Regions from separate parts of the Mus musculus genome. Here region 1 is linked to region 2. A link is a loop called in an ENCODE intact Hi-C map of the cell type or tissue named here. Cell type or tissue: heart. All regions are shown on one strand. Each heading gives the region's core, and the rest is flanking DNA. Links, peaks and the distances in the headings are about the cores only.

The links. A loop is a pair of places that touch in the nucleus more often than their neighbours do. Peaks named below come from ENCODE experiments on the same cell type or tissue, not always from the same donor. Only the 100,000 strongest peaks of a DNase experiment are listed, where the experiment ranks them.
Region 1: it touches region 2 in a loop (2.1-fold over the local background); 4 of 42 quality-filtered maps call a loop at or near these places.

The regions. Positions count from the first base shown.
Region 1 is chr7:99,784,747-99,789,590 of GRCm38, reverse strand. No RefSeq gene overlaps it. Among named protein-coding and RNA genes, the nearest start is that of Olfr521, 20 kb to the right of the region's middle. RefSeq lists an enhancer at 1,106-1,886. In heart, for the core only: no CTCF peak of the experiment used is centred there; no DNase peak of the experiment used is centred there.
Region 2 is chr7:99,732,669-99,737,512 of GRCm38, reverse strand. Olfr520 (olfactory receptor 520) reads right to left here and starts at 2,368. Exons shown (of 1, transcript NM_147063.2): 1 at 1,418-2,368. The coding sequence starts at 2,368. The coding sequence ends at 1,418. In heart, for the core only: no CTCF peak of the experiment used is centred there; a DNase peak (open chromatin) is centred at 2,692.

The sequences.
Region 1 (4,844 bases), core at 511-4,510, 52 kb before region 2:
GTTGCTGGGATTTGAACTCAGGACCTCTGGAAGAGCAGTCTTACCTGCTGAGCCATCTCTCCATCCCTCTTGGCATGTTTTGTAAAGTCTTGTATATCTGACGCTGTGTTGTCTTTCCTTCCCTTCTGTTGGCCTCACTGACTGACCTCTATGAAGTGGCCCATAGAGTTATCAGTTGCCTTGGGTTAGCTTCCTACGTGGGCCTCGTGCGGTCAAGATGGAGGCACAGCCAGCCTAGCATGTGCGTTGTGATATCAGAAACCCTCCATTCATTTCACCAATCTTTACATCACCGTGGGCCAGGCTCAGTTCCAGGCTTGGAGGTCCAAAGATACTGCTGACATTTTCCTTTTATTTCATTTTCTGATAGTGTTTATAGTTTCATCTAAACGTTTAATTATTTTACTGGCCTTGAGTTCAGTTTGGTTCCCCTGCCCCATTCATCTCTAGGTCAGAATTTTCCAGTGATTTCACGTTATCCTGGTCCCATAAGATTTTAAGAGGGGGGGAAAGATTCTGTAGCTAATAGTTAAGGACCTTCCTCTTTAAAAGCTTTGCATTAGGTGTGTGTGTGTGTGTGTGTGTGTGTGTGTGTGTGTGTGTGTGTGTGTTCATGTGTGCATGGGTGTGCACTTGAGTTCAGATGTCTGCAGGCAAGGGGTTTGGATTCCCTGGAGCTGGTGTTACAGGTAGCTGTGAATTGCCTCACATGGGTGCTGGGAGTCAAACTGAGGTCATTTGGAAGAGCAACACATGCTCTTAACTGCTGAGCCATCCCTCCAGCTTCTTAAGACCCCACCCCCCACCCCCGCCTCTAACAGATGGGCAGCTTCAGTTAGCACAGTGAAGGCCCGGAGGAGTCCTGGAGTCAAGAAAAACAGATGTTTGGCTTTGTCATTTTATTAGTATTTGACTTCAGGCACCAGTTTTAAAGGAACAGCTTCTGGCAGCATGTCACGACTGAGGAGGAAGGATAGCGAGGACCAAATGGAGCCTGAGGCTTTCTCTCCTCACGTCCAGCTTCTGTGCTTCTGTGGTCTACCTGGAAGCAGGAAGCATGTGTGGCCAGCTCTGTTCCAGGCCTGCAGTGCCAGGAGCCGTAAAGCAGAGGTGCTCAGGCAGTGCAATGGCTTCACACTTGGCTAGGATGTCATAGAGACGTGTCTGTCTTGGGCCTTGAAGGGTGAGAAGAGGTATATGAGTTGGTCCTTGTGAGCTCAGAATCTCAAGGAGTGGGCAGTGGCCCAGTCTGTGCCTCAGAGCCATAAGCCAAAGAGCAGGGATTGAACAGAGATGCCTTTGGGCAAGAAGGAAGGTGTGGGCCAGAACTCTCCCACAGGAGCTGAGGAAGTGACTCTATGCCACTCTTCCTTAGTGCACCATGCACGAAGCATAGAGTCTGCCATCATGAGGCAGGCTCTCTTGGGTCTAATTACCAGTCAGCTCAGACCACACATGTGGCTGTCTCTCAAGGCCTAGCTTTCCTCCGGGAGCCTGAAAAATTCTTTGCTTGTCTGGAACTAGCAACTGGGGAGTGGAGAATGCAAGGACCCATATTCCTAGGGATTCATTAGGGCCTGTCAATGAGACATCTTTCCCTTTCAGGGGCCAATTAAAGCAGCAGGGAGCTTGGGAGCCAGACAGCAGGGAGGTAAACATTGGTGCCCATGCTGGAGTCAGGTCCTTCTGTCCTCAGTGAGCCTGGGTCTCTGGAGATGGGCGCACTAGCCCCAGCAAACACGTGGCTGCCAAGAGCACCTGGGATGTTTTCCATGCTTTAAGAGTTGCCCTGTGTGAAGTACATGTCATCATCTTAGAATCACCCTCATCTCCATGGTAACTGGATTGTATCAAACACTAGCTAGGGACTAAGCCCTAGGCTGGGCCTTCCCATAACCTTACCTTAATAAACAGCTATACTGAGCTAGAATTCATGTACAGTCACCTGATTCATCATTGGAAGTATGAATTTAGTTTTTAATATATTCATGGAATTGTATAGCCATTGTCAAATGAGCCTTTATATTTTTAATATATATTTTAGTTGCTAGCCTATGCGTTTGCTGGGGTGAGGTGTGTGTGCCTGTGTGAATGGAGTTGCCTGTGGAGTCCAAAAGGGCACTGGATGGGTCTCCTGGAATTTTTCAGGAGGTTTTGAGTCTCCGTGTGAGAGCTGGGAACCCACCTAGGATCCTCTGCAAGAGCAGGCTGTGCCTTTAGCAGCCAAACCATCTCTCCAGGCCCAGAATTACTTTTAGAACCTTTTTATGTTCCCCACCAGAGACTTTCTGCATCCATTAACAGTCACCCCCTCCCCCTCACCTCCCCTCAGCTCCAGGCAATGGTGACTAGCCCGGCTCTTTATTTTATCAACCCTGGGTATCTCATGTGAATGACACCATGTGACATGTCTTTTGTGTCCTGCTTGAATCACTTACCAGAATGCATCTGGATTCTTTCATGCTGTTCATTTATTTGAATAAATGTAATACTCCACTTCCGTTTTTTTTAAAGCAGTTATACTGACACATAATCACCCACCACACAACTCACTCATCTAAAGTATACAATTCAGGACAGGCCTTTTGTATATTACATTGTCAAAATCTGTTTTTGAAGTAGCATCTCACACAGCCCACACTGGCCTCACATCACTAGATGGCTGAGGAGGAGTGGTATTGAACTCTCTTGCCTCCTTCCCCAGCCCTCCCAAGCACCAGGCTTACAGGCGTGCACCGCCATCATGGCTTACATGGTTCATTTTTAAACCTAGATACAACAGTAGCCACTTTAATAATTTAAAAAAAGATTTTATTATTATTTATGTGTATGTGTGTGTCTCTGTGTAGGTATGTCTGAATATGTGGGGGCTCTCAGAGGCCAGAAGGGGGCGTTGGATCCCATGGAGGGGGCACTTACAGGTGGCTGTGAGCTGCCTAGCATGGGTGTTGAGATTTGAACCACAGACTTCTGGGAGAACAGGAAGTACTTTTGACCACCGAGCCAGCTCTCCAGCCCCAGATTTAATCATTTTAAGTATTTGATTCTACAGCATTAACTACACTGACATGTGGTGCAACCATGACCACTATTTCCAGAAGTCTCATGACTACAAACAGAAATTATTAGCCAGTAAATCACAACTCCCTGTCATCTCTCCTCCTCTCATGCCTGTGATAATTCCTAATCTATATTATGTCTCATGAATTGGCCAGTTTTAGAAGCTTCCTATATATATTTATGCAATGCTTGTCCTTTCATATCTGGATTATTTCACAAATCCATTCAAGGGTTCTCCACGTGATGTCACATATAAGAATTCCATTCCTTCTCATAGTGGAGTGATATTCCAGGGTGCACAGACTTCACATTTTTATCTTTATATCATTTAGTGATTTGTCATTTTGGTGGTTTCTTTTGGCTATTTTGAATGGTGTTCTCATAAACATTTGATGCACACATTTTTATTGGTGTGTGTGTTCATGTGCAAGCATGTATGCGTGTGAGAAGTGGGCAGAGGATGGCCTCTGATGTCATACTCAGGAATGCCATCCACCTCCTTTGAGACTAGCTTTCTCATTGGCTTGGAGCTGTACTGGCTGAACAACGAGCCCAAGGGATCCTCCTGCCTGGGTCTCCCCAGCACTGGAATGAGCATAAACTACTGTAGCTGGTATATTTCTGTGGGTCCTCAGAATCAAACTCAGGCCCTTGTGCTGTGAGACAAGCACTTTCTAACCTTCGCTGTCTCCCCAGCCCCAGTGTACAGTGAGCACCTGTGGTCACTATTCTGGGAATTTACCCAGGGTGCATTGCTGGATTTAACTTACTAAGGAAGCATTATGTGGTTTCTGGTTATGACTGTGCCTTCTACGTACCCATCAGTGATGTAGGAGGGTTCCATTTCTTTACATCCTCACCAAAATAGGCTGTAGTTCAGGCTTCCCTAGAACTCATCATCACGTAGCCTACACTGGTGGGGAACTTGTATCTGCCCTCCTTGCTTGGTCTCCCAGCACATTCTGTCATTAACTACAGAGGTTCTGGTGAGTGTGAAGTGGTGTCTCGTATTCTTGCTGTGCATTTTCCTAATGATTAATGATATCAAGCATCATTTCAAGTGCTTATTGGCTGTTGTGTATTTTCTCTGGAGAAATACACAATCAGGTTCCTTACCCATTTAGACATTGTTAGATCAGTCTCTGTTACTTAACTGTGGGAATTGTTCTCACGGTTTTAGTACTTCCTTCATTTTGTGTGTTGTCATTTTAATTAACTAATTATATTTACGGTGTGTGTGTGTGTGTGTGTGTGTGTGTGTGCGTGCACGCACATGTGTGCAAGTGCCCATGTAGGTCAGCAGAATGTGTTAAGTCCTTGTGGCTGGAGTTGCGTGTGAGCTGCCTGACCCCACACTGGTCCTCTGGTGGAGCATTAAGTGCTCCATCTTCCACTTTCCACACAGTGACTTTTGAAGCACAATATTGTAAAATTCTGATGACAGTATTGTCATCTTAACAATATTAAGTTTTCCTTTGTATTTACCTTCATTTGTTATTTTAGTTCCATATCTAAGAGACGATCCTAGGTTATCAGAACGCACTTGTTTTCCAGCTAAGAGCTGAATGGTTTTACTTTACACATTGGATCTTCGATCTATTTGAGCTTTATTTTTCTATGTGGTGTATATGTTATATTTTAAATATTATAAATAATATTATAAAATAATATTTAAATATTAGGTATAATATTTAAAATATAATACCTATATTATATTTTAAATATTATACCTATTTATATTATACTTTTATGCATACTATATACATTTTGTGTGTAATGTACAA
Region 2 (4,844 bases), core at 376-4,375:
GGAAGGGCTGGTGAGATGGCTCAGTGGGTAAGAGCACCCGACTGCTCTTCCGAAGGTCAGGAGTTCAAATCCCAGCAACCACATGGTGGCTCACAACCATCCATAACGAGATCTGAAGCCCTCTTCTGGAGTGTCTGAAGACAGCTACAGTGTACTTACATATAATAAATAAATAAATCTTTAAAAAAAAAAAAAAAAAAAAAAAAAAAGAAATCACGAGGAAGAGAAACCTGGCTTTCGTGCTGTTCTCTCCGCAATTTTGACCACAGTTATAAGAAAAGTGACTAATACAAGTGTAGAGGTTTTGCTCTACCTAAATATGACCACGTAGTTTTTAAACCTTTGGAATAGATTGGTGTGGGGACTTTGAAGAGTTTCGAGATGTGGATTAGAGAAACCATTGTGTGACAGAAGCTAAGCTTAATGGGTGATTTCTGCTCTTCCGCTGAGCTACATCCCCACTCACATGTCTATTCTTTGGTATTGTTTTTTTGATAGGATGTCTTTTTGCCAAGATTTTTTAAATCTTTGCATGTACATGATCTATGTGAATTTTCACGTTTCTCTGTATGGTTGCAGACATGCCCTTGGAGGCAGAGGACAATGGTCCCATGTCAGGCTTCACCTTCCACTTTGACATGGGAGCTTTTGTTTGCTGTGTGTGGCGTGTTCTAGGCTAGCTGGCCTGAGGAATTCGGCTGTCTCTACTTCTCATCTTGCTGTAGAAGCACTGAGACTACAAATGAGGGCTACACATCTGGACTTAGGTGGATTCTGGGGATCCAAACTCAGGCCCTCATGACTGATTGGCAAGTGCTTTAAACACTGGGCCATCTCTCTAGTTTCCAATTTTTAAAATATACTTTGCTTGGCTGCAGTGTGGTGGTGCACGCTTTTAATCACAACACTCAGGAGGCAGAGGCAGGTGGATCTCTGTGAGTTCAAGGCCACCCTGGTCCACAGAGTGAGTTCCAGGACACCCAGGGCTATACAGTGAAGCCCTGTCTCAAAAACAAACAAACAAAAAACCCAGAAATAACAATAAAACCTCACAAAAATACATACACACATACACACACACACACACACACACATTTCTTATACAGATTTTTTCTTTCTTGACTTGCAAATTTTTTTCTTTAGTAAATGTTTTTGAATTATCCAGTAGTGAAAATTTTAGACAAGCTTAGATTCTTATAAAAAATAAAGATTAACATTATCTCTTTCCACAGAGGAAAAGCCATGAACCAAGTTATGAAGATTATTATACAACATTACATTCATTAATTTGGCCATTTTGCAGTCATTACCCGGATTCTACTCCGAGCACTGGACCACTCTGAGTCTTTTTCTCTGAGCTAAACATAGCTAGTTGGAATCCTGGGGCCAGAGTTAGCTGCATTGAGAGGTCAAACATTCACATCATGCCTTTGAGATAAACAATTTTGGTAATGGCCACTTTGACATCTTTGTTCCTCAAAGTGTAGATGAGAGGGTTGAGGATTGGGGTGAGAATTGAATAGACCACATTCCCCATGATGTGGAAGTCCAAGGGCAGGTTAGCTCGGTAAGCCACATAGGCTATGGCAATGGACGAGTAGTAGGTGCCCACCACCAGGAGGTGGGAACTGCAGGTGGAGAAGGCTTTGGAACGCCCTTCCTTGGAGTTGATCCGAAGCACTGACGTCAGGATTCGCACATAGGAGAGGAGCACCAGGAGGAGGGGGAGGAAGGACACCACCATGGCAATACAGAAGCCCATGAGCGTCTGGGGAGTAGTGTCAGAACAAGAGGACTGGACCAGAGCCAGGTGGTCACAGAAGCAGTGGTAGATGTAGGCAATGTCATTATATACCATCTGAGAGGTCTTTACCACTGCTGGGACAGGCAGGAGGAGGGCGGTGATCCAGGCACTGGCTGCCAGTGCAGTGTTTGTCTGTGGGGTCATGTGGACGGGGTAGTGCAGAGGGCGGCAGATAGCCACATAGCGGTCATAGGCCATGACCACCAGGATGAAGGCTTCTGAGCAGGTAAAGCTTTGGAACAGATACATCTGCAATAAGCAGGCAGGGAAACTGAGGAAGCGGTCTCCCAGCAGGAGCAGGGACAGCATCTTCGGGACAGTGGTTGTGGTGAAGAGGATGTCTAGAGCCGAGAGGTTGATTAGGAAGAAGTACATGGGCTTGTGGAGGCTGCGCTCGGCCACCACAGCCACCAGGATCAGGGCGTTCCCCACCAGGATGAGCAGGTAGAACAGAAGGAAAAGAAAGAAGACAGGGAGGTAGAAGGGCTCTGGCAGGGAGGGAATGCCCACCAGGTAGAAGACGGTAGAGCCATCTACTGACCCATTGCAAGTTGTAGCCTCCATAGTGGAACAGAACCTGAGGTCTGGGTCATGGGTGGCTGGAACATCTGAAATCCAGAAAAGAAAAAAAAAAAGAACTCTGTCATAATGATTTCACAATATTTATTGTTAATTAATCTGAAAACAGTTATTTATAACTGACTCCAGAGGAGTGACAGTAGGCTGTGGGATTGGGTCCCACCCTCTGAGCCCCAGATCTGCCAAGTACCAATCATCAGTCTACCAAACTGAAGTTAGCTGACAACCCAAGTGAGGAAAGCAGGCCCAGATCCCAGGCTTTCCTGTGGGAAGGTCAGAGATAAGTGGCTGGTCATTGGATCACTATCACAAAGTGCTTTGGAAAGACAACCCCCCCCTCTACCCCCCAGACCTTATCTCAGACACCACACTACATGACTCAGCTTGTTGGGTCTCTGACATCAAGTTCTTCAGCCTGTGGCCTACTTTGCACACATTCACTGTTCCAGCACACAGCTTTGCAGGGACAGCTTTGTCCTAGGTTCTCGGTAGCATGTTGCAATTCACACACTCATCGGGCCTCCTTCTTTGTGCTCCTCGGCCTGGGACTCTTTTGACTGCATGCAGGCAGAGTATACTGAGCCTCTGCTCCTTAGTAGGATATAGTAGACCGTGGCAGCCCAGCACCCCACCGTCACAACTAGGAAAACCTGGATACGTGACATAAATCATCATTTTGTTGAGATGATGTAGGCTAGCCTGCCTTTGCATTCACCATGTAGCTGAGGCTGATCTTGAACTTCTGATCCTCCAGCCCCAGCTCAACAAGTGTTGAGATTACAGGCATGGACCATCACATTCTAAAAATCAAACTAAGAAGCACAGATGCAGTAAGGTGGAAGGAGTTGGACTTCCCCAGGCTGGGGGACCTTCCAGAGTGAAACTACAATCGCTGGCTTTTTGTTTTGTTTTTGTTTTTGCCTCAGAGTCATCTATTTGATTTGGCGACCATCACAGGCTGGCTTGAACTAGGCAGGGGAACTTGGATGTGAGAGAAAGCAGCAAGCTTTTGTCAATCAAAAGAGGCTTACAAAGTGGATTAGACAGTTAAAGTACTCTGATTGTACAACTAGTCTTTCCCATAAGTCATCTGGATTCTGGGGCTCTGCTAAGGACCTAGGGGGCTGTGCTTCACTAAGATCTCCCAGGAACCCTAGTACTTAAAAGCCCGTGAGAGAGGGCTTGCCTCGCATGTACACTGCTCTTCTCATTTTCCAATAATTTGAAGTTGCGTTGTGTTTATGTGGGAAAGAAGGATGTGGAGGTGGGTGGGAGGGACAGCTAAGGACCTCTCCCATACTCTCCAAAATGAAGCAAATCTCCCTGTCTGTCAGCACTGAGGTGGTAGAGAACCAGAACCCAGGAAAGGTTGGACTCTTACTGCGATTGAAGCAACCAAAAACCTAATTCCAATACCAATTAGCCTGAAGTGCTCAGCACCGGACTCTGCCTGCCTAAGAGAAGTGGGAAGTGTGTCTGGTGAGACATGAGCGTTATCCAAAAGTGTCCAGTGCATCTATAGTTATTAATGTTCAGCCCACAATAAAAGTTATTAGATAGGCAAAGTTGGGAGAATATGGCCAAAGGGGGAAATATACTGATATACAAATGATGTAAGGCTGGGGTATAGCCCCATGGGAGAGCATTCACTTAGCATGTACAAGGCTCTGGATTCAATTCCCAATATTGCAAAACAAAAGGAAGTAAAATGCAATAATAAGTCCATTAATTTAAAAGTCTAGATCCCTAAATGAGTAGATAGGGACATTAGTATGAATGATCATATTTTATAGAGGAAAATGTTTGTGAAATGACTAGAGAATTCCAACAGAAAATTGGTGTTTCTTAGGAAACACCCCAGAACTAAAGTTTCCAAGATTTGGAATCCGAATTTGATGACTACAGACAGGTGTACTTCATATGAACACCAGTAGTCAACCACAGGGTGAGGACAGAGCCTGACCTGCCCGCCCCAACCCTGTCTGTTGTCTTGCTTTCCTTGGGGAGTGTGGAAGCCCAGGTGTCGTGAGAGAAGGGATAGGGTAGGGCTTTCCCTTACTTTTTCTATTTCCATGGCTGACAGTGCCACTCTGTTGGTAATTCAGAGGATATCTGTCAATCTCTTAAATGTGAAGTGAAGATATGCCCACATCTCCATTAACAGTGAAGGCTGGTGACATGTTTTTCTGACCCTTTGCTATGTGAGCACTCTTGAAAGCATGTCTTGGATTCACCTCCACCAACAGAGCAGAAAAGCAAACAGCAGAGAATTAGCTCACACAGTGACCCAGCCTGCCTCTGCCTACTACCTCATTATCTACCGAGGAAGACATGTAAATCTCATTTCCCTCGATGTCATGAAAGGTCAAAGAAATTGCTGTTTATTGAATGCCATGGACTTGGATCAAATTGGGTCTGGAAGGACAGAAGTTCAAAGCCATCAAATCCACTCGTATCCTCT